Linked DNA regions of Homo sapiens: region 2 is linked to region 1. A link is an interaction called in ENCODE POLR2A ChIA-PET data of the cell type or tissue named here. Cell type or tissue: PC-3. All regions are shown on one strand. Each heading gives the region's core, and the rest is flanking DNA. Links, peaks and the distances in the headings are about the cores only. Region 1 has its middle 130 kb from the start of ARHGAP42. Region 2 overlaps ARHGAP42 (Rho GTPase activating protein 42).

Region 1 (11,320 bases), core at 2,221-10,220:
CATGAGAGTGGACATCTCATGAGTGAGTTGGTGCCCTTCTTGGTAGTGAGTTCTCAATCCTGCAAGACTGGATTGGTACTCAGGAACATGGGTTTGTTCCTGAGAGACTGGTTTGTTACAAAGCCTGGACACCTCTTGGGTTTGTGCTCTCTTCACGTGTGCTGCTTCCCCTTTGACCCTCTCTGCTGTTAGATACAGCACAAATGACCTCACCAGAAGCTGCACAGATGCTGGTGCCACGCTTCTTGTACAGCCTGAAGAACTTTGAGCCAAATAAACCTCTTTTCTTTAGAAATTACCCAGCCTCATGTATTCCTGTACAGCAACACAAAACAGACTAAAATGCTTCCTTCCTCCTCCCCCGAAGACCTCCATGTGACAGGTGTCCTACCTTATACCCTGAAGGAAGGAATGCCTCAGGGATGCCAAGAAGAATCTGAATAAACAGGCCTTGCTAAATTTATTTTATCCCAGTTTATTGCCATTAGATTATATAATTTACCCCAGTTTATTGCCATTAGATTATACCATAGTTTACTGCCATATAGATTATTTATTTTAGCCCAACTTATTGCCATTAGATATAAAACTTATCCCGCTTTATTGCCATTAGATTATACCCTTTTGTCCTTTAATCACACTCCTGCGTGACTGTCCATAAAAACACACAGATTTCCCCATTTCTTTGGGCCGTCATTTCTGACATCTGTCACATAAAAATTAGATTAAACAAATTTGCATGCTTTTCTCTTGTTAATCTATCTTTTGTTATAGGAGTCTTAGACGTGAACCTTGTAATGAATAAGAAAAAGACATTACTTTTTCTCCTCTGCAATCATAAAAGCATAGGTATTTGTTTTCACATATGAGGAGAAGCTGTAAGCACGCTGTTGGTGACATCAGTCTGGAGGAGTGCTGTTCCCGTGGCAGTGTTTCTTTAACCACTAGTAATTAGCTCAAGGCATTTTTCATGAATTGGTCAGGAAGCCATACTTTTGCTTCTCAACTGCAGACAATCAGTACCATTCCACCTATCCTCAGGCGAAAGCAGAGCACTGTCAGCTCTGTATGTGGTGAGGAAAGGACTGTTCTGTCTTCAAGGGGCATGCTGAATTTTAAAACCCAGCTGGAGTGTCCTAAAAAAGTGGAAGAACACTAAAGGGAACGGAACACTAGAAAGAAGAGTCAGGTCAGGAAACAGGATAGATAAAGAAAATCCTGGGCTTCCACTGTGGATAGCGAAGGTTACCCACAATCTAAAGCCCTCCAAAAGCTAAGGCAAGAGCCGGTTTTACGGAGGGGCACATGCCACAGTTATTAGGCCCCATCCTTGTCTAGTACAGTATTACTTGTCTAGTATAGTAGAGTAGTGCCTACTCTGAGAGTAATGGAACGCATAGATTGAGCAGGATAATGGTAAGTTTAACAATATTATATGTATTTATAAATGGCCACAATGAACTCTAGTGGGCGGCTGGATCTCAGTTTCAGTGCTACCGTGGGAAAAGGATTTCTGAACCATATCCTACAACCAACATAATTATGAGAGTCAAACCAAGTATGGCAGTGGTGCAGCAAACATTTACCTTTTAAATTTTTTTTCCCCAGCTCTGTCAGGATTCTCTCTGGCCAGTGAGTGTTGCAGGCAGCTGCATACCCTGTAGGGGAGTCAGGGGTGAGGAAAAAGCCAGGCCGAGGTGGGCTGCATTTGCTCCAGCTCTGTGCAGCTACCTCACTTCCACCGTTTCTGAAATCTTGGCCGGCCAATTGGGAAGATGCAGCGGGGTGTTCATGTGTATGTAGTCTCTTCCTGACAATATGTAACCCACCTGCAGTTATAATTTTACCTTTTTAATGTTTAAAATAAGTCACACAGGTTTATTTAAGGGGAAAAAACAACAACTAGGGAACACTGATGAGCAAAAAGAAAAATTTATTTGTGGTGATCCAAGTTAAAGATAGTAATATAGGCATATTTTTACAAATGGAATCTTCTTATATATATGTTTATATTCTGCTTTTTCTGGTAGTATGGATTGAGACTCTCTTATGTCTCACATTATATTTGAATTACACTGAAAACATGGTGTTGTTTCTTCTTTATGCTGTTCTGTAACCAATATTACCCACTGCAAAATTTTATTTTCCTGTGGAGGCAGTCATAATTCCCTTTCCTGTCCCATGAAAGGCAATAACACCCACAGTCTTCAAGATCCAACAAAATGATGTTAGACAAAGAATGAGATCTTCTAGAACTGAGTTCCAGAGGGAACTGCATGAAAAGGGTAGCAGAATCACAGAAGGAAATAGAGAGCTGGAAGAGCCAGTTCTTCTTGCAACAGTTTAGAGAGGCAGAGAGAAAAGACTGGACCTTCTCTGGGGTATTGAAGTTTATTCAAATCCCACACAATGCAAAAACTGCGGAGAGCCAACACATTGCAGAGGAATGTGTTGGGCCACCAGCCAGAAGTTAATAAACACTAATGGATGGTTCTGATGAATGATGTGTTCACAGAGGTCATTTATTTATAACTCCACAACAGAGAGATATTTTACTTTCAAACTTCAAAAATCACACGAGTAATACATGTTAATTTGAGAATAGACAAATACAATGAAGAAAATCATTATTCTAATATGTGATCCATTATGATAATACTATACCTTATTTCTTTTTCAAAACTGGGATTATATTGTACATTGTATCTATAGTCTGTTTTCTCTATCTTTGTATCTATTTATTTTTCAGTTGCATTATAACTCATTTTTCTATTTGCTCTGAAAAGATGATCATTGAAATTCCATAAACTCCAGGTGCTTCAATATCCCCAGCTGCCTTCGTTCCTTAACTTACAGAGTCTTGACTGCTTAATCATTCCCTCAATTCTATGAGATACCCCAAACTTTTAAATATAATCTTCCTTCTATTTAAAGTCTGCAGAGTCACTTTGTGGTGTTTGATACCAAATTTTAAGCAACATATACAAGAATTACGGGAAAGATGAAGAAAAACAGGAAGGCACTCAGGCCTAGTGAAAACTGTTGCTCTTCATGGGGCAAGTTGAAGTCAAAAAGCAAATAAACCTTCATCTGAAACTGCATAAAAAGGAAAGATAAACTTACAGAAAAACAGAACACCATTAAAAGGAGAAGCAGATCTGCCTGCAGTTGGAAAAGAAATTAGAAAATGGAGAGTCAGCAATTTCATTAACTTAGTGAATTAACTTAGAGCTTAAAAACTTCAGAGCTTAAAAGTTTTTTTTAAAAAGGCAAGATTTTGAGAGGAGTATAAAGTCTAGGACTCACTAAGGATATTAGTGTGGGAAGAACCAAACAACAGTAACCTTAGATCAGAAAATCTCTGAATATTTTCCAGCTGGAAAAACTTCCCTTGCAAGAGAACATTTACTGGATAAAATACCAGGGAAGAGGCAGAGCATTGGTCAATGTAGCAACAGAGATAAGAATAAGAATCATTTCCCCAAGAAGATTTCAAAAAAATATACTGTATTTTGCAGATATTCTAAATTAAGCATAAAGAGAGCAGGAGGCTCTATTTCCCTTAAAATAAAGTACAAGTTTTTATTAAAGTATAAAAGTTCACTAAAAAATTAACTTAAAATTGCCACTTCAGAAGGAAGATCTTGTAAACTTATTAGCCCTTTTTACATGACTTGTCATATTTCTCATTTAGTTTTATTAAAGGGACGGGGAGACCACTTTGAATTAAACTAATATGTATATGCAGATAAAATTGGATGCAGTCTCTAGGGTGATTCCATCTTCTCCTAAGAAAAAAAATTTGTAGGGGAAAAGACCATATTTGGATCTTTTACACTGTGTGTGCCAGGCTGGGAACCTAAATTTGTCCCTTGTCTCTTATACTGCCCTCAGATTAGGTTTTGTATGTCTGCCTGTGGTTGGCCTGTGTCCCATTCTATCAAGTTTCATGCTTGCTACTGTATTTACTGCCAATCAATGTTCAGAGTGTACTAGGGCGCTAATGGATCTTGATCAGCGATCTCAATTTCTCAACCTTCTCAGCCATTATATGCTGTACTTTTAGAAACAGGTATTTATATTTCCAAGCTGGCATACAGGAAGGCACATTCATTGATAATAAGGAGTCAAGGAGAAGTTAAAATAGACTTCTGACTGTCTTTTGCTTTTCAGAAGCAATTACTATCATTGGACTCAATTCTGCCAGTAGACAGAGTTAAGTTAGTTTTAGAATAGAAGTTGAGTAGGCAGTTAAATGCCTGGACTTTGCCTTTACTTTTTTTTCCCCCTCTAAGATACAGCAGGGACAAAAATGAGAGTAATCAGTCTACTGGATTCCTTTGAACACATTAACTTTCAGATGGGAGGAAGAGAGGTGAACGGTCACTGGAGCCTCTTTGAAGCTTCATGCTAGAGCAAAGATAGGAGGTGGAAAAAGAAGTGGGAAAAGGGGAAAGATAAGGTTGAAGAAAAGGTGATTGATTTTATTTTTTCCAGGCACGGTTCCCCAGTTATACATGAGGAAAAGAAAAAAAAATACTTTAATTTCCTTGAGCAGAATCCCCCAATGATATGGAAGGATTCTTAATGAGCTTAAGTTAATTAAAGCCACACCAGAAATTGACTATGCTTTCTAAATATTCTTTGATATGATATTGTGGATTTTCTTTTACTTTATAGTGTATGTTTCACTGAAAAGTTCCAACCTTGTTTCCGCCAAGGTAAAAGGAAAAGATGATTTTCTATTCATTCAAGTGTCATGATTTTAAGCTGTTCATGACAAACCTGCCAACAGATCCAAGGTGCTCAGTTAAGAATTCCAGGTTAGGTAAAAAACTTGGAGACAGTTAAATACAAGAACAGATTTTGAGGCAAGAAGCAAGATAGAAATGGAATGAAAAGACCATTTTTTCCTGAGAATAGGATTGGGATGCCCAGAACTCCTTTATATCAGGTGCTAGTGTCCAACTGTCTGTGTTCCATTGTAAACAAAGTTACTTTTGGAGTAAATTTATAGCCTTGCCTGAGGTTACTTCTGTGGGTCATCTCTGGGATGAGGTGGCATGATATTCTGTTTATGCTCACTTTTTTTCTTTGCTTCTTAGCTTTTATAAAAGGAGGCCAACTCTACCCCCAGCATGGTCAATTATTAGTATACTTTGCTCCATACTTAATTGGCCCCAAAAACTAAGGACTTCAAGTGCTGGTCAAGGAATATAACTTTAAATACATAGTTGCCAGATAGCTACTAGGCAACTACCCCAAGAGAGTATTTCTCTAGAGAAATGAAACTTTGATATACTATTTACTATTGATTAGGGCTTGAATTCTGCATAGTAAGCAGACTGATAAATTATAAATGATTTTTATCAATAGAGATGTAAATTTATTCTCTCAGTAGAAAAACCTAAACCCCAAGCTTGTGGTTTTATTGCCCTATAGGTCATAAACCAGTTTTTATAATAAAAGCCAAATTTATCAAACCTGTTTCATCACTACCTTCCTTTTTTTTTTTTTTTTTTTTTTTGAGACAGAGTCTCGTTCCATTGCCCAGGCTGGAGTGCAGTGGTGCGATCTCAGCTCACTGCAGCCTCTGCCTCTTGGGCTCAATGAATTCTCCTGCCTCAGCCTCCCAAGTAGTTGAGACTACAGGTATGCACCATGTCCGGCTAATTGTTTTTTTTTTTTTTTTTTTTTTTTTTTTGGGAATTTTAGGAAAGGGGGGGTTTGCCATATTGGCCAGGCTGCTCTCAAACTCCTGACCTCAAGTGATCTGCCCACCTCGGCCTACCAAAGTGCTGGGATTACAGGTGTGAGCCACCGCACCCAGCCCATCATTGCCTTCCTGAATGCCTATATAAACCTCTGTTCTGCAAATGCTCTTTGAACCAGCTTTACTATCCTGCTGGTCCTGTCTCTGATGCATTAAACAAATCTTTGACACATTTACCAAATATTTGAATGAGAGTTAACATTTTGAAAGGTGTACTTTGACAACGTCTTTCCCTACCTGCTCTGTGAAGGCTCATCTTACACTGTTTAAGGGTTTTCTTTGTGTCTCTTCTAAAGCTCTCTGTTCTTGGATCTCTATAAACCATATTCTTGCTTCTGAGGAATTTTATGAAAGGCAGGATGGTGTCACGGGAGATAATCAAATTTTAGAGTCAGACAGATACGAACTGATGTTGTGGTTTCCTGATCCATTAGATTTTCAATCCTGAACAGATCACTTCTCTGGCCATATTTTTCTCTAAGATAGAATTAATCACATCTACTTGGCAAAGGAATTGCTCAGGTGACTCATTTGTGAAGTGAGGAAGTCAAATTGGTTAACCTCCAAGGTCCTCTTCAGTTCTAAGATTCTGATTCCAACATTTAAGAACTTCTTATTCCCAGTTAACTTTTAAGAGTCAAAAATTTAAATGTGCAAAGTTCATTTATCTTGGTTCGATACTTGGTTATAGAGCAGCCACGGCAGATAGGGCAGGGAAAACTCGAATACCCTCCACAGATCAGGCTCATAAATTCCCAGGATGCCTGGTCACCTTAGGAGCTCCAGATCACTTTCGGTTCCACTCATAAAAGCACCAGTTGCTTTGTTATAGTTTAAATCTAAGTATCTAACAAGTCAGCAGTTTGTCACCCAACATTAAAATGAAGATAACTTATAAGTAAAATTAATTTTTACAACTTGTGCCAAAGTCCACGTGGCAGGGGCGGTGGTTGGGAACAAACAAACCAACCAACCCAGATGAGGCTAGTTTATTCCTGGGGCCATGATATCATCTTCAAATATACCTTGGCAGATGGTAATGTTTTAGAAAACTACACAAAAATGAGATTCTAATAAGAAATTTTCTCTATTCCTTTGGATTCATAAAAATAATTTAAGATTCTCATATATAAAATCCTAAAAATAAGAAATATTTCATCATGTTTGTGGGCTTAAAGTCTGTCCCTATTTTAATTTTTACATTAACACCAAAATATATTTTAATAATGCTATTTGATATTGGCATGGTGTTATTCCAATAATATTTCTCACTTTGGTTAACCTGTTTCCATTTATTAAGTAGTTTTAAACATATACAGTAAAGTAGAATAATAATTGTAATAACCTAAATATTTTCAAAGACTTAGTTATGTTTTTACAGTAGCTGGCCGGGTGCAGTGGCTCATGGATGTAATCCCAGCACTTTGGGAGGCTGAGGTGGGCAGATATCTTCAGGCCAGGAGATCTAGATCAGCCTGGCCAACATGTTGAAACCCCTTTCCTACTAAAAATACAAAAATTAGCTAGGCATGTTGGTGTACGCTTGTAATCCCAGCTACTTGGGAGGCTGAGACATGAGAATCACTTGAACCTGGGAGGTGACAGTTATAGTGAGCTGAGATTGTACCACTGCACTCCAGCCTGGGTGACAGAGTGAGGCTCTGTCTCAAAAAAACCCAATAGCTAATAATTTCCTGCATGTAAGTCATATGTGAATGATGCATCTATTTTCATGTTTTAATAGTTTGCTTGAACTAAACAGATGTGAGAATCATCTTATGTAATGAAATTATGAAATGATATTCCATTATTTTTGCCACATCCTATTGGTTAGAAAGAAGTCATAGGTCCCACTTACATTCAAGGGGAGGAAATTGTCCAGGCACATGAGACAGGATCACTGGCCTCTTGTGTCTCTTCACCACATTTTAGAGTCTCTTCACCACAATTCATAAACAAAAAGTGTCACAAAGCAGAGGCTGTGATTAAATTGCAGAGGTACAGATAACATGCATAATAGTTGTTCAGAAGCCAGAGAAAGCACTGTACCCAAACAGATGAAAAACTATTTGCATGACAGCCCAAATTGCTTTACCTCCCTGTACTCGTTTCTGTATATGTAGAAACAGATAACTGGACTAGAGGACATCTAAGGTCCTAAATGTCTGTGGTTGCAAAACTATTTAACTGCTGAGCCTCAGTCTTCATAGCTATAAAGTTTTATTTAGTATTATTATCTTTCAGGGTGAATTCAAAGTCAGATAACCTGCAAATTCTATTTTCCTTCTGGGAGCTCATCAGCTTTAAGATAGTCTCATTCCCCACAGGCGTTAAAAATATTCACATTGTGACTAACAAATAATGTTTTGTTTGTGACATGTAGGATATTGACTTAAAGTTGTCTTTTATGAAGTGTCTCCTACTCTTTCTAAAATACAAACGCAGATCTCTGATCAATGGAAAGCCACTTTAATGCAGGCTATTGACCTGAGTTTATGAATACCGAATTCTGTGCCAGAGAATGGAGGAAAAATTTTAGGTAAATTATTTTTCTATCTGTTTCACCCAGAAAACAAAACAAAACAAAACAAAGAAAACCCCACTCCTTGAGTATAGGTACCTGGATATTTGCAAACTGAGGGTATAGAAAATGGGTCCCAGTGAGATTTAAGGGTCCATACATAGGCAGAATCATAATCAGGAGATTCATTAGCAACCAGTGTAAAGCAACAACATTTGAATTAGAAAGGCAGCAAAGACAAAAAGCATGCTTTGCCTTGGCACATCCTGAAGAGAGAGGAACATTGGATTCTATCAGAACAACAGAAGAAATTGCTCACACAATGCCTGAATAAGCAAGTGGAACAAAATCTGCCTAAAAAGGGAGCAAAAACAAGTTGAAATCATCCTAGTAGGGTATTTTAACACATACTTTTTGGATGAATTCTTAAACTTGGGGCTGTTGGGAAAGAATGCATAAAAATAATTCTAAGAAACAAATTCCACTTTCAAAATCATCACTCTTTTACAAATTGCCTGTTTTCCTGCATGTCATTTTCTGGGAAGTCATGTTGACCTTCCCATTATGTCAATCAAAGTAATTATATTCTGAATTTTAGGTTTGCTTGCATTCTCCCTGTTAATGTTTCCTTATTTGAACTCCAGAGGGGGAAAGACTTTTCTTATGTCCTCATAGTTCAACAGCTGGGTCTATAAAATAAATGAACAACAGGCAGATTAACAGGGGATAAAGTATGCAATTTTATTAATTTTTAATATTACATACATGGGGCGTCATAGAAAAAAAGCGAGTATCAAAAAATATGAGGAGACATGAGAGCTGCAGGAGAGAAAAAGTAGTACCTTCTCTCACTTATTGCAAGGTTCATGGCAGAGACACCTATAACAAAAGAAAGATTAATAAGAGAAAAGCATACACATTTATTTAATGTAAGTTTTACAGAACAAGCGAGCCTTCAGAAATGAAGATCCAAAGAAACAGGGAAACCTGTGTATTTTCATGCTAAATCTGATGAAGATGTGGATGGTTGTGGAGAAGTACTGTTGGACAAAGGGGACACAACCTAATAGTGATAAATGAGAGGGAGCTTAGTAAGTCCTGTTTGTTCAGATTCTTCTGTATGTCCCTGTGTCTTCAGAGATGAGGCTATTTCTTTCCTCTGGGTATACGGAGGGCATCTCTGGAATGAGGGTCTTATGATCTGCTTCAGGGGGAAGGGGTGAGGGGAAGGTGAGAGTGACCTTCCTTCTGCTGTTTTCTCAAATGCAAAGTTATCATAAGTTGTGACTAGTATGTTCTGAACCCCATTGGCTTATATTTTGTCTTAACAGAAGAAGGGGAAGGAGTGTAGACCACTTGGGGGAGAGTAAATGATTTTTTTTTTTTTTTTTTTTTTTTTTGAGACTGAGTCCTGCTCTGTCGCCCAGGCTGGAGTGCAGTGGCGTGATCTTGGCTCACTGCAAGCTCTGCCACCTGGGTTCACGTCATTCTCCTGTCTCAGTCTCCCGAGTAGCTGGGACTACAGGTGCCCGCCACCACGCCCAGCTAATTGTTTGTATTTTTAGTGGAGATGGGCTTTCACCGTGTTAGCTAGGATGGTCTGGATCCCCTGATCTCATGATCCGCCGGCCTCAGCCTCCGAAAGTGCTGGGATTACAGGAGTGAGCCACCGTGCCCGGCCAGTAAATGATTTTTAGGAAAGATGAATGAGCCCTGAGAAAAGTACATGGGAGATACGATAGTTTATGACAAGGTTTGTCTGGGTGTAGTGCCAAATTTAGTCTCCTCTACTATGATAAGGGTCAATTTTTTTTTTTTTTTTTGAGACGGAGTCTTGCTCTGTCGCCCAGGCTGGAGTGCAGTGGCACCATGTCGGCTCACTGCAAGCTCCACCTCCCGGGTTCACGCCATTCTCCTGCTTCAGCATCTGGAGTAGCTGGGACCACAGGCACCCACCACCATGCCCGGCTAATTTTTTTTTGTATTTTTAGTAGAGATGGCGTTTCACCGTGTTAGCCAGGAAGGTCTCGATCTCCTGACCTGGTGATCCGCCCGCCTTGGCCTCCCAAAGTGCTGGGATTACAGGTGTGAGCCACCGCGCCCTGCCATAAGGGTCAATTTTACCTGGTTGATGAAACTCCTGGGGAGGAGATTGACTACAATTGTGTTCCTTTTGAAGTATCTGACCTTGGGCAAATAAGGGGAATTCAGAGAAAGCCTCTCTCTGCATTTGCTGTTTTGCAAATGCCTTCAGCTCAAAATAATATACCTGTCATTCAAGAGACCACCTGGATGGTGAAATAGTAGGAAGCTGAACTTTATTGGTAATTTCAATTCGCAAGCTGACAAGAGACAGTCTCAGGTGTGTGCTAAAGGTGCTCCGTCTCCAAAGAGGGGAAGAGCCGGTTGGATTTTATGCCTCACAGGTTCCGCATTACACAGCAGAATCATACATATTCAGCAGGTTTTGGGGAAAAGCTATACATATTTATGAGGGGAGCTGAGTGTGTGCACAAGGATACACATACATGTAACATACATCCCGTGTTCATTTTTTTGCAGGGTTTTAGCATTAAATTGGGGTGAAATTTGGCTCTTTATGTTAAAAGGTGAACTACAGGAAACAAAGACAGTTTGTGCACAGCCTCTACAAGCTGGCTGAAACTGGCTTACGGTCTGCAGTAAGAGAATATTTAGGCCGGGCACGGTGGCTTACCCCTGTAATCCAACACTTTGGGAGGCTGAGGCAGGTGGATCACGAGATCAGGAGTTCAAGACCAGCCTGGCCAACATGGTGAAACACCATCTCTACTAAAAGTACAAAAATTAGTCGGGTGCGCTGGCAGGCACCTGTAATCCCAGCTACTTGGGAGGCTGCGGCAGAGAATTGCTTGAACCTGGGAAGCAGAGGTTGCAGTGAGCTGAGATCGTGCCATTGCACTCCAGCCTGGGCAACCTAGTGATACTCAGCCTCAAAAAAAAGAAAAAAAAAAAAAAAGTTTAGAAGGCCAGTCCTCTGTCCAATC
Region 2 (11,320 bases), core at 2,325-10,324, 220 kb before region 1:
TATCCTTGACAAAGAAATTACTCCAAATTCACCTCTTTTTTTTTAAGCCTCCTATTCCTAGATAACTATCCAAGGCAAACATTTCTTTTACGTCTTAGGCCTGTGATTCAACTCTATTCTTGTTTTCAAATTTCTCTCTCTATATACTCTGCTTCCTTTTCATCCCCAAATGTCTTCTTCCTTGCTCATATGTTTGTCCTTACTTTTTTGCCAATTAGTTCCATTAATTTCTGATTGTCTATATTCTGCCTCCTAACTCACTTCTAACAGATACAATTTCCAAGGCTATTGCCTTTCTGGTCCAAACATTTTATGTCAAAATTGAAATTATATTTTTATTATTTCATTCACATTTTAAAAAGTGTTCTCTTGATGCATAAAGGATTTTGTGATGCATGTAATCTCTGACTCACTGTGAACTAGCAAAGACTTCCATGTTATAATGAATCACATATATGGATGCTAGAAGAAACCTCCTAAAGCGCAACTGCAATTAAAGGCCTTGAGTGTTTTTTGAGAACCTGCAAGTTAAACTCCAGACTACATAGCAAAGTCTTCTATAATATTCTCTGGTTCTCAATCCTCACACTCCAGCTAAGAGGATATCACATCCTGGTTTTCTTCAATATCACATATATCAAGGTAATGAAAACTCAAGTGTACAATCAGACTAAGTATGCCTAAGCAGGAAAAGAAGTCCAATGATCCAGGGTGGGAGGACAAATAGAGAATTGGGAAAATTGTCCAATGCTCTAAATGCACAAAAAAAAAAAAAAATCTCGTGGTGGTGCAGCCAGTGTGCCTCAGAGGTCAGTTACTCCTTTTGCACCAAATGGTTTCAAATCCAGAATTAGGTCAATATCTGTGGGATCATATAAATTTGATTAATGGAAAATAAACCAAGCTTCACTTCACAGGCAGTTTGTTGTAACATCAACATCTTAAAATTACAGATATCTGTATATTAAAACTATTACAGAAAAAAATCTGAATAATTGTGACTCTTTGTAGCACTTCTCATAGTTTAATATATAGTGAACTTAACTGTTTTATCATTTAATTCCTCTGACAAGAATACAAACCCCCTTGGGGTGAGGATTTATTTCTGTTTTGCACAATGATGTATCTTCAGCACCTAACATGGTACCTGACAAATTCTCGGTGCTTGGTAAGTATTTATTGAGTGAATGAACAAGTAACCTCAAAGTCAAAGTTGACAACCTAAGAGCCAGTTATCAAGGTTCTAGTACCCATGTGACTTCAGAAAATCATTTCACCTCTGGGTCTGAAGGAAAACATCAGCATTATCTCCCATGCTCACCAAAGTCTCCTTCTACTCCACTATACTAAAGTTGTGATTTGGGAAACCAAGCCAACATTTCTAAGTCAGAAGTAGCATTTTCCGATCATTCAGAAAAAAAAAAACAGTTCATGTTGTTCCTCCCCACCCTCACATGTACATAAAGAAAGTAAGAGAAAGATCCTAGAACTATAGAAATGCAGCTCCCAGAGAGAAAGAGGTAAACTACTCCACACCAAGAAAACACCTATTGTACAATACCATCCTCAAAGGCTATTTTAAAGCTGATTAATTTATATTACAGTATATTTAACATAAGTTAGAGAAACTCCACAAAGAAAACTAGGAAAACACCAAAAAAACAGGGCCAGTGGGCTGAACTTTGAGAAATGATCTATTACTATTGAACTCTTTCCAATTAACAAAAGTGCAAGCTGTGCCCATAACACCCACAAGGGCCATCACTTATTTTTCTAGGCTCTGATGTTAACCAATAGGCACCCAACAATGCCTAGTCTATCTTGACTATGTTCTCTTAGCATAATTAGCTTTGTTTTTACACGATTCAAAACAATTGTGACTTCACGTCTTTGGTTGTTTAATGTTGGTGTCCTCCAAAAAAAATTTAAACTACTTATGCCACCCATTGTGGCTTAGATCTGGTTGATACTTAAGTATTTACTGAATAAATGAGTTGTATAACCAGGAAATGCAGGCACAGACAAGTTCAAAAGAGAGGCAAGAGAAAGCTACAAAGCCGGTTTCTGACTCTAATCCCCATCGGCCTTCGGCTTTAACAATGTCGCTCTTACAGAAGAGCAAAAAACCTATCGTATTATTAGTCTTCAATAACGCTCCACCATGCTTCATAGAGTGGATCCTGGGTGGGTCAGGTGGACCAACTTCATCACTGTTCTGCCCATATCCACAAATGCACCAGCAATATTGCTTTTGGGGTTACCAATACATTTTAGAATATGTTAATTCACAAATATAAAACTTGCAAATAATTAGGATCAAGTATATATTTCTGCATCCCAAATTAGCATAGGTCATAGCATTTATTACACTAATTATTTTGTTGAGATTATTTTTTACTAACCATAGATAAAAGTTCTCCTTGACTCTCTATCCACCTCCCTGAAATAAGCCTTTTTTAAAGTCATGTTATTTTAAAAAAGGGGTTTACCACCTTATCCTTTAGTTTGTACACTCCATGAGAGCAAAATTTGGACCACCTTTTTCACAAGCACAGTTCTTGTCACATAACAGGTAGTCAATAAATATTGAATAAATGCAAAAAGAGAATAAATTTTTAACTCTGGTTTAAAATTTATTTTAATATTTATAAATATTTTTAAAACTTGTTTTTTTTTTTAGTTTTTGAGATGGAGTCTCACTCTGTCCCCCAGGCTAGAGTGCAGTGGCGCAATCTTGGATCACTGCAACCTCTGACTCCCAGGTTCAAGCAATTCTCCCGCCTCAGCCTCCCGAGTAGCTGAGACAACAGGCACGCGCCACCATGCCTGGCCAAATTTTCTATTTTTAGTAGAGACAGGGTTTCACCATGTTGGCCAGGCAGGTCTCGAACTCCTGACTTCAGGTAATACACCTGCCTCAGCCTCCCAAAGTGCTGGGATTACAGATGTGAGTCACCGCACCCAGCCAAAAACTTGTTCTAAATGATTCTAAAGTACATGTAAAAATTACATATGTGTGTGCATGTGTGTTAATTTATGACCTATTACCCTCTGAAAATTTAGATTAGCATACTGAAAAGAACCATAGTAGATATATTCAAGTAAGTACATATATATACACGTATATATGTATATATACGTATATATACGTATGTATATGTATATATATACGTATATATACGCATGTATACGTATATATATACGTGTATATATGTGTGTGTGTGTATATATATATATATATATTTTTTTTTTTTTTTTTTTTTTTGAGACGCAGTCTCGCTCTTGTTGCCCAGGCTAGAGTGCAACGGTGCAATCTTGGCTCACCGCAAAGTCTGCCTCCCAGGTTCAAGCAATTCTCCTCCCTCAGCCTCTCGAGTAGCTGGGATTACAGGCATGTGCCACAAGCCCAGCTAATTTTGTATTTTTAGTAGAGATGGGGTTTCTCCATGTTGGTCAGGCTGGTCTCGAACTCCTGACCTCAGGTGATCCACCCACCTTGGCCTCCCAAAGTGCTGGGATTACAGGCGTGAGCCACTGCACCCAGCCAGTATATATATTATTGTTAATATAAGGCTCTAAAATTCTATTTACCCTAAAGTGATTCATTTCTGTAAAAGTTTAATAGCTTTTACAGCTGTGGTTGTTCACTCTACAAATATTAAATCTTTGCTACAAATAAAGCTCTAAAGTACTACGAAGGAATAGGAATATGAGTAAAACTTTCAGACCTCAAAGAGCATATAATTTGCTACAAGTGATAAGCAAGTGAGCCCTCTGTACAAAAGACTGGGCTATTTTTTGTTGGGCAGAACAAAGTCACAAAAAAAGAATGAGGTTTTAGGGGATTAATGTCTATCCATCAGTTAAAAAATAAATTTCTTTCCAGGCTTGTGACATGACAAGTTTTCAGGTTGTTTTTTAACTCGAAGCCTGAAATATGAAACACCTAAGCTTTTGAATTTCAAATTAAGTCAAATAAAGTGCTTCAAAATACACAGCTAATATGATAAAAGCATCTCTCTCAAGCAGCGTGTTTTTTTTAAGAGAGGAACACCACCTGAAATGTGCAACTTTCCCAGCTGCTTCCATCATTAATTGTGGGTGGTTTCTGTGTGGGTACAAAAATAAGGGTGGTTTAAAAAAAAAACAGGAAAACAATAATTCAATTGTCCAACTGAGAGCTATTAAAAAGTAAAATATGCTTCCTCTGCAGAGTTAAAAAGAAAATGTTATTTGTATAAACAATTTAGGCATTTAGAAATGTTCCACTTTAATACACGACTTCCTGATTTATATAACCACATTTAAGTGGTTGTAATGAGGGTCTGTAAAGAATGATGGATATTTTTTTTTTGATTCAGCAAATGAGAAGGTAGTTTACTTCCTCAAATTTAATAAAATATCACAGGTCTCTTTTAGAAGAGTTCAGCTGTGGTTGATAATGGCATTGCCTTTGGTTTAGAAATTTTTCCTAAAAATGCCCAAGAAGAATCTCATGGCTACAAACAACTTCACCGTTTCTTTTTTTTTTTTCTTAAGAGACAGGGTCTCAACATGTTACCCAGGCTGCAGTACAGTGGTGTGATCATAGTTTAATGTAACCTCAGCTTCTGGGCTCAAGGGATCCTGCAGCCTCAGCCTCCTGAGTAGCTAGGTCTATAGGTGCATGCCACCATGCCTGGCTAAATTTTTACTTTTTATAGAACTGGGGCCTCATCCAGGATGGTCTGGGACTCCTGGTCTCAAGCATTCCTCCCGCCATGGCTTCTGCAAGCACTAGGATTATAGGTGTGAACTATCACACCCCGCCCAGTTCTACCTTTTGTATCACAATACCACTAGACAAATATTGAGTAAACTGTAAAAATGCATATTTGTACTCATGACCAAATTCTGAAGAAAATTTTCACAGAAGCATTTTCAATAATTTAATCATTGAATTTGTTTAAGTCAAAAAAGAAAATAGGTCTTTTTTTTAAGAAAAATTATTAATGATCTTTTGAATGCATTTTCTGCATTTATTATGGCAGTTATGATTTTTAACCTGAAACAAAAGCTATTATCTCTCAAAGTGTTTCTACACTATAGAGGAATCCTTTCCAAATACAAAAAGTAAATTGTTTCCCATACTTTCCACCCTAGACTATATTCCTATTTCTCATTTGGGAAACAGAATCAAATATTACCTTTCCATTTGACCTAACAGACGCATCTTCAAAGTAAGTAAAAATTTTATGCCTTTTTACACAGTCACTCTTCTAACAAAGAAACTGAATGAGATTTTCCAACCACTCCCTTGAAAAAATTCTTCTTGACACCCTCAGATCAGGTATCCAAGATCACTCTCAGGCTTCTATCTACAGATCAATGTGAGTCACCTCACCACAGTAACCCACTGATGCACACCCAGCCTCAGAGAGGTAATCAAACAATAAATATTTGCACCTTGGCAAAGCACTGCCAGCACAGGAAGACATAGTAAAGCCCCTGTGACTTGAATTGCCACTATTTTAACCTGCTATACCTTCACCTTTCAACACATTCTCCTAAAGACAGAACAAGAAGTAAAAATGTCAGGGCACCTCAGCCAATGCTGTACACAAAACTTGGTTCATGTTCGAGCTCTCATCCATCAATCAGTACATGTACGATTCGTACAAGCATTTCCATAAAACAGCTTCTTTTTTAAAATGCGACATGCTCTTCGTGTTTTTTTTTTTTTTTTTTTTGAGACAGTGTTCACTTTGTTGCCCAGGCTGGAGTGCAGTGGTGCAATCTGAGTTCACTGCAACCTCCACCTCCCGGGTTCAAGTGGTTCTCCTGCCTCAGCTTCCCGAGTAGCTGGGATTACAGGCACGTGCCATCATGCCCAGCTCATTTTTGTATTTTTAGAAGAGATGGGGTTTCACCATGTTGACCAGGCTGGTCTTGAACTCCTGACCTGAGGTGATCTGCCTGCCTAGGCCTCCTAAAGTGCTAGTGCTGGGATTACAGGAGTGAGCCACTGTGCCCGGCCGATGCTAACTATTAGGCACTATCCTTGTTGCTATGTCTGCATATCTGCATTTAAAATGGAGTAAACAAGGGACCAGCAATACACTAGTTATGTCAGAAATAGCTGGGGGATTGTTAAAAAATATAGTTTGATCCAAACTACCTAACTGACTGACTCATTTCTCCACTCCTAATTTGGAGCTATTACCTTAGTTGACAAATGGTAGTGTATTGCCTGTCACTACCACAGGAATTTTCTGTTTAGGTGTGTCTAAAGGAATGAAGTCTCCACCAAAAATATTTACTAGCAAAGTGACTCTCCTTCTTGGTAAATGTTTAATCTCTTGAGTCCAAAGCTCATACTGTTCAAGACTTTCCTGAGAGTCTAGGTCATCACACAACATCACTAACCAAGCTGTTTACGCACAATCGCAACTGGACTTTCCAATGGTTTCCAAGATTACATAGAATGAATAAACTTTGCCTCATATTAATGACTAACATTTTTATTGGCACTAGTTCAGTTTGACTAACAATATCTAACTTTTTTTTTTTTTGAAATGGAGTTTTGCTCTTGTTGCCCAGGCTGGAGTGCAATGGCACGATCTCAGCTCACCGCAACAACCCCCTCCCAGGTTCAAGCTATTCTCCTGCCTCAGATTCCCAAGTAGCTGGGATTACAGGCATTCACCACCACTCCTGGCTAATTTTGTATTTTGAGTAGAGATGGGGTTTCACCATGTTGGTCAGGCTGGTCTCGAACTCCCAACCTCAGGTGATCCGCCCGCCTCAGCCTCCCAAAGTGCTGGGATTACAAGCGTGAGCCACCGTACCCGGCCACAATATCTAAATTTTTTTAAAACCTAGAGGTCTTCTCATTTTTAATCTTTGATTTAAAATGATTTCAAATTATAAGTACTTAATACAAAAACAAAATAGAGTAACTTGCATACTCCAGCTTTGGTGTGGTTAAAAATTCTCAAGTGATGTGCTCAGACTTAAAGTCTTTTATTATCCTATACACTAATGTGCTAAATCAATGCAGCTAAACAACCCGTCTCATAGGCAGATTCACAGTAGTATCTTTGGACATCCAGCCGTTTGAACTAACCCACCATAAACAGTGTTTTCAAAAGAATATGATTTTAGTTTCTGCACAAATAACCTTTTATTTCCTATCAGTAAGGTTTTAAGGCTGGGCAAATAACTCATGTTGGAACGTTATCAATTCCCATGCAAGAGTGTGCTCCAGGACTGATGCAATGGGTATTGTTTTTGTATTTACATACATATTACTTGTGTAATTATAGTTAAATGATGGTACCTTTTTGTATTTGGTCTACCCCTATAAATATATATGAGAGGAAGCTTGAATCTATCTTATACCGGTTTATAGTCACTCTTCTCCCCTCCATCACCAATTTCTGAGCCCCGCGTGTCTAGCACTGTACTCCTAACTCAATGTCTTCCTTACTCAGTTCAAAACACCAAAGCCAAATAAAAAGTGGGCAGTTAGTGCAGCTGTGGGAAGTTATGTGGATGGACTCAATAGGCCACTTCCCACTCACCCAGCACTGCAGTGAGCAGATGAAAGGGAACAGGCCAAAGCTCACCTGCAGCTCATTTATCCTTAGAGAAGGGAGGGCAATGGCCTCTTGATGCTCTTCAATGAAAAGGGAGGTGCTAAAAAAAAAAAGTGCAGGACACTGCCCTGCTTGGAACTTCAGTCCTGACCTGCTCTCTGAGCCACAGGAATTCCCCACTGGGTCTCGAACAACGAATCCCATTTTGCCTCCTTCCAAGCCAGCAGTGTGTCACTGGCGCAAAACAAAACAAAACAAAAAACCCAGCAAGCACAGGCCAAAAGGGTGGAGGCAGAGGGAACCAGTGAAGCGTTGGGACAGATGTACAGGCCAGACATGGGCCTACACATCAAACACCCTCCCAGAACAACTTTCATAATTAGGCAATTATACTGATAGAATAACACCACCTTCTCTTCCTTACTTTGCCCAAAACCTTTTTTTATCCTCTTCCACTGTAAGCGCAATGAAAGCAGACATCTTTATTCATCTTCCTCTTCCCTTCCTACCCATTCCCACCACCAACTTACACACAGAAAGCCTGCCGATGTCTTACTTTTCAAGTCATTTTGCACTGACATGACCCACATACAAAAGATGAGCTTCTTTGTAAGTCACAGTATTTTGTGGCTATGTCATCAGTAGGTCTCAAGCCTACTCCAGCTGAGAGTGTTGTGGGGCTATTGCTCGCTGCTCAGAGTCACAGCTGTCCCTACCTCATTCCTCTTTCATTAAATCAGAGCAATAAAGAAGTCGTTGGAACTCAGGCTTCAACAAGGTAAAGACAGTGAAAACGCTGTACCGTCCCACGTAGAACTGAAGCCAATGAAGGTGGACAAGCGTGATCCTTATGCTCCACCCACTCCAGACACACACGTTAGTCCCAGGGATACATTTTCCAGTTTATTGTCCTTTGTAGAACAGCTTGGTGTAATCTCATAATCTTCCAGGTCAGCAATGATTCTTCAGAGCCTCCTCCTACTACTTCTTTATTATCTACATAATTTATTTTTAACTGTTTAGAGTATATGTGGGAGCTCAGGTAAAGGGTAAAAAGTGTTGAATAGGATATTGAAACATATCTATATTTTTACAGGAGTTGTTCCAGAAATATTTTATACTTGTAAGTCATTTTGCTCTAAGTTTTCCTAATAGCATTGCTATTTAAATCAGATTCCGAGTGCAAAGGGTTTAAATAAGTCTCCTGATTTAAAATTAGCAAGCAACATTACATCTGCTTGTGTAGATTCTTCATCTCCTGATCTCCAACCTGAGATTTAACTTCACAAAGCCCACATAGCATTAAAATTTAATGTAATAATCATTGCTTGTAAGCCTTCACCTACTGATCAATTCACACCTCTCGAATCTAATCTGCAACAGCTGCACAACAATGTTCAATTAGCCAAAGTGGAAAGAGTCAAACAAACCACTGTTGAGATATCAAGTTCACTACAACTTGGGGAAATTACCTAACATCTGCCTAGAAGGCTGCGTAGCATAGTGATTAAAAACCCTACGTCTGCAGTTACTACATGTATGTGTGACTTCAAGATGTCTTTTAAGTAAGAAGCTTAATGGAAATGGAAACATACAGAAAGATGTTTTCTGTACTCTTAACAATAACAGGTAAAGGGTCAACCAGAAGTAACCTGAACATACTATAGGGACTATTTCATAAATTCATGTATATGAACCTGATGAAATAAACTCATGAAGCCATTAAAATTATATCATCTGTGGAAACCCAGGAGTATTTGCTATAATCCTCTTTCCAAAGAAAAAAATACCAAATTATATATATCATTGTATTAGAAAAATATGTACATAAGTGAAAAATATTAAAGTTTATAAGGAAAATTATGTCATTTAGTGAACAATTTATCTGAGGGTCTACTATTAGGATCTGGGTCAAGCGCTAAGGCTAAAAGGGTTGAAAAAGAAAAAAATCTGGCTTCTGCCTTCATGGAATTTATAGCTTAATATAACTAAGTGAAGGCTGGGCATGGTGATTCACACCTGTAATCCCAGCACTTTGGGAGGCTGAGGCAGGTGGATCACCTGAGGTCAGGAGTTTGAGACCAACTTGGCCAACATGGGGAAACCCCATCTCTACTAAAAATACAAAAATTAGCTGGGCATGGTGGCATACGCCTATAATCCCAGTTACTCAGGAGGCTGAGGCATGAGAATCACTCAAACCCAGGAGGCGGAGGTTGCAGTGAGCCGAGATCATGCCACTGCACTCCAGCCTAGGTGACAGAGCAAGACTCTGTCTCAAAATAAATAAACAACTAAGTGAAAATAACTGTTACGTAAATATGTGGGTATAGCTTTTCTAAGTAATAATGCTAATATATTTGTATTTTAGTAATATAATCTAGGCTTTTACCTGGCTAAGTGTATACTACAAAGCCTATGTTGAGGACCAGACGTTTATATCACCAATGTCAAGAAATGACAAGCAAAATGACCACTATTGTTCCAAATGTTGGCAGTGCATGATCCCTAATGCTGCCCTTCCCCAGCTCTGCTGTGAGGAGGAAGAAGTCATGCATGTGGGAGGGCTCTCCCTTATTCCTGGAGGCACTTTAACTATACCTCAGGCAAGTGACAGGCATGGCTGGACCATCTTTGATCACAAAACTGAGGGCCAAAGAAGACCAGCCACTACACCCTCCCCTCAAATTAACTAACACTTCTAAAAAGGCAAGCAAAGAGAGTGACCACTTGGCATATATCTGCTCAGAAAGACTGCGAATATGATCACAATGATGTATGCATCATGTAAATTCCACATGCAGAGAAAGCTTGTATAAGGACTCTGTACCCTGCCCAGAGATTTCTCCAAAAGGAGCTCTTGTGAATGCAGGCAAGCTAAAGCCACACAATGAAGCTGAAATTCATTCAGCTTAGCTTCTCCTGAGAGCCTTCTTTTTGTGGGGGTAACATTGCCCTTTTGTTTCACAGCGAGGTCTGTGCTAAGACTTGCTACTTAGGGAGTCAAAGCTAATAAAACATACCGTCTAGAAATACAGACATAACTGGTAGAACTATACAAGAAAAAGAAAGGGCAGAGGAAGAAGAGGAATGTGATTGTGGAGAGGTATGAAGGGGATTACAAATCCCTGCTTCTCAGAGCGTGGTCCATGGACTAGCAGTGTGGACATTACTTTCAAATCTATTAGAAATGTGAATCTTACACGCAACCCAAGACCTGCAATTAAGATTTCCAGCCGGGCGCAGTGGCTCACGTCTGTAATCCTAGCACTTTGGGAGGCCAAGGCGGGTGGATCACAAGGTCAGGAGTTCAAGACCACCTGGCCAACATAGTGAAACCCCGTCTCTACTAAAAGTACAAAAAAAAATTAGCCAGGCATGGTGGCGGGTGCCTGTAGTCCCATCTACTTGGGAGGCTGAGGCAGGAGAATTGCTTGAACATGGGAAGCGGAGGGTGCAGTGAGCCGAGATCGTGCCACTGCACTCCAGCCTGGGCGACAGAGCAAGACTCTGTCTCAAAAAAAAAAAAATTCCAGATGTTTCCTACAGACATTAAAGTTGGGCAATCACTGGTCACTGTTCTTAAGTGTTTGTAGTATTGTATTTTTACACCCAGAAGTAGGGTACACTTAGTAATATCCTCTAAAATATACATAAATATTTTATATACTCTTTTCATTATATGACATATCTCTAATCCAGCCTACAAAGGGACCACACATCTATAAGCTGGAAAATGTAGA

What was found. ChIA-PET counts read pairs that join two places held together with the same protein. Peaks named below come from ENCODE experiments on the same cell type or tissue, not always from the same donor. Only the 100,000 strongest peaks of a DNase experiment are listed, where the experiment ranks them.
Region 2: POLR2A ChIA-PET joins it to region 1 with 20 read pairs; 2 of 35 experiments call an interaction of 5 or more read pairs at or near these places.

What each region holds. Positions count from the first base shown.
Region 1 is chr11:100,553,389-100,564,708 of GRCh38, reverse strand. No RefSeq gene overlaps it. Among named protein-coding and RNA genes, the nearest start is that of ARHGAP42, 130 kb to the left of the region's middle. In PC-3, for the core only: no CTCF peak of the experiment used is centred there; DNase peaks (open chromatin) are centred at 2,418, 5,978 and 6,298; H3K4me3 peaks cover 931 bases; H3K27ac peaks cover 1,517 bases; H3K27me3 peaks cover 412 bases.
Region 2 is chr11:100,771,391-100,782,710 of GRCh38, reverse strand. The region is part of intron 2 of ARHGAP42 (Rho GTPase activating protein 42); the gene reads right to left. Among named protein-coding and RNA genes, the nearest start is that of ARHGAP42-AS1, 89 kb to the right of the region's middle. In PC-3, for the core only: no CTCF peak of the experiment used is centred there; DNase peaks (open chromatin) are centred at 3,650, 5,390 and 6,250; H3K4me3 peaks cover 2,046 bases; H3K27ac peaks cover 5,122 bases.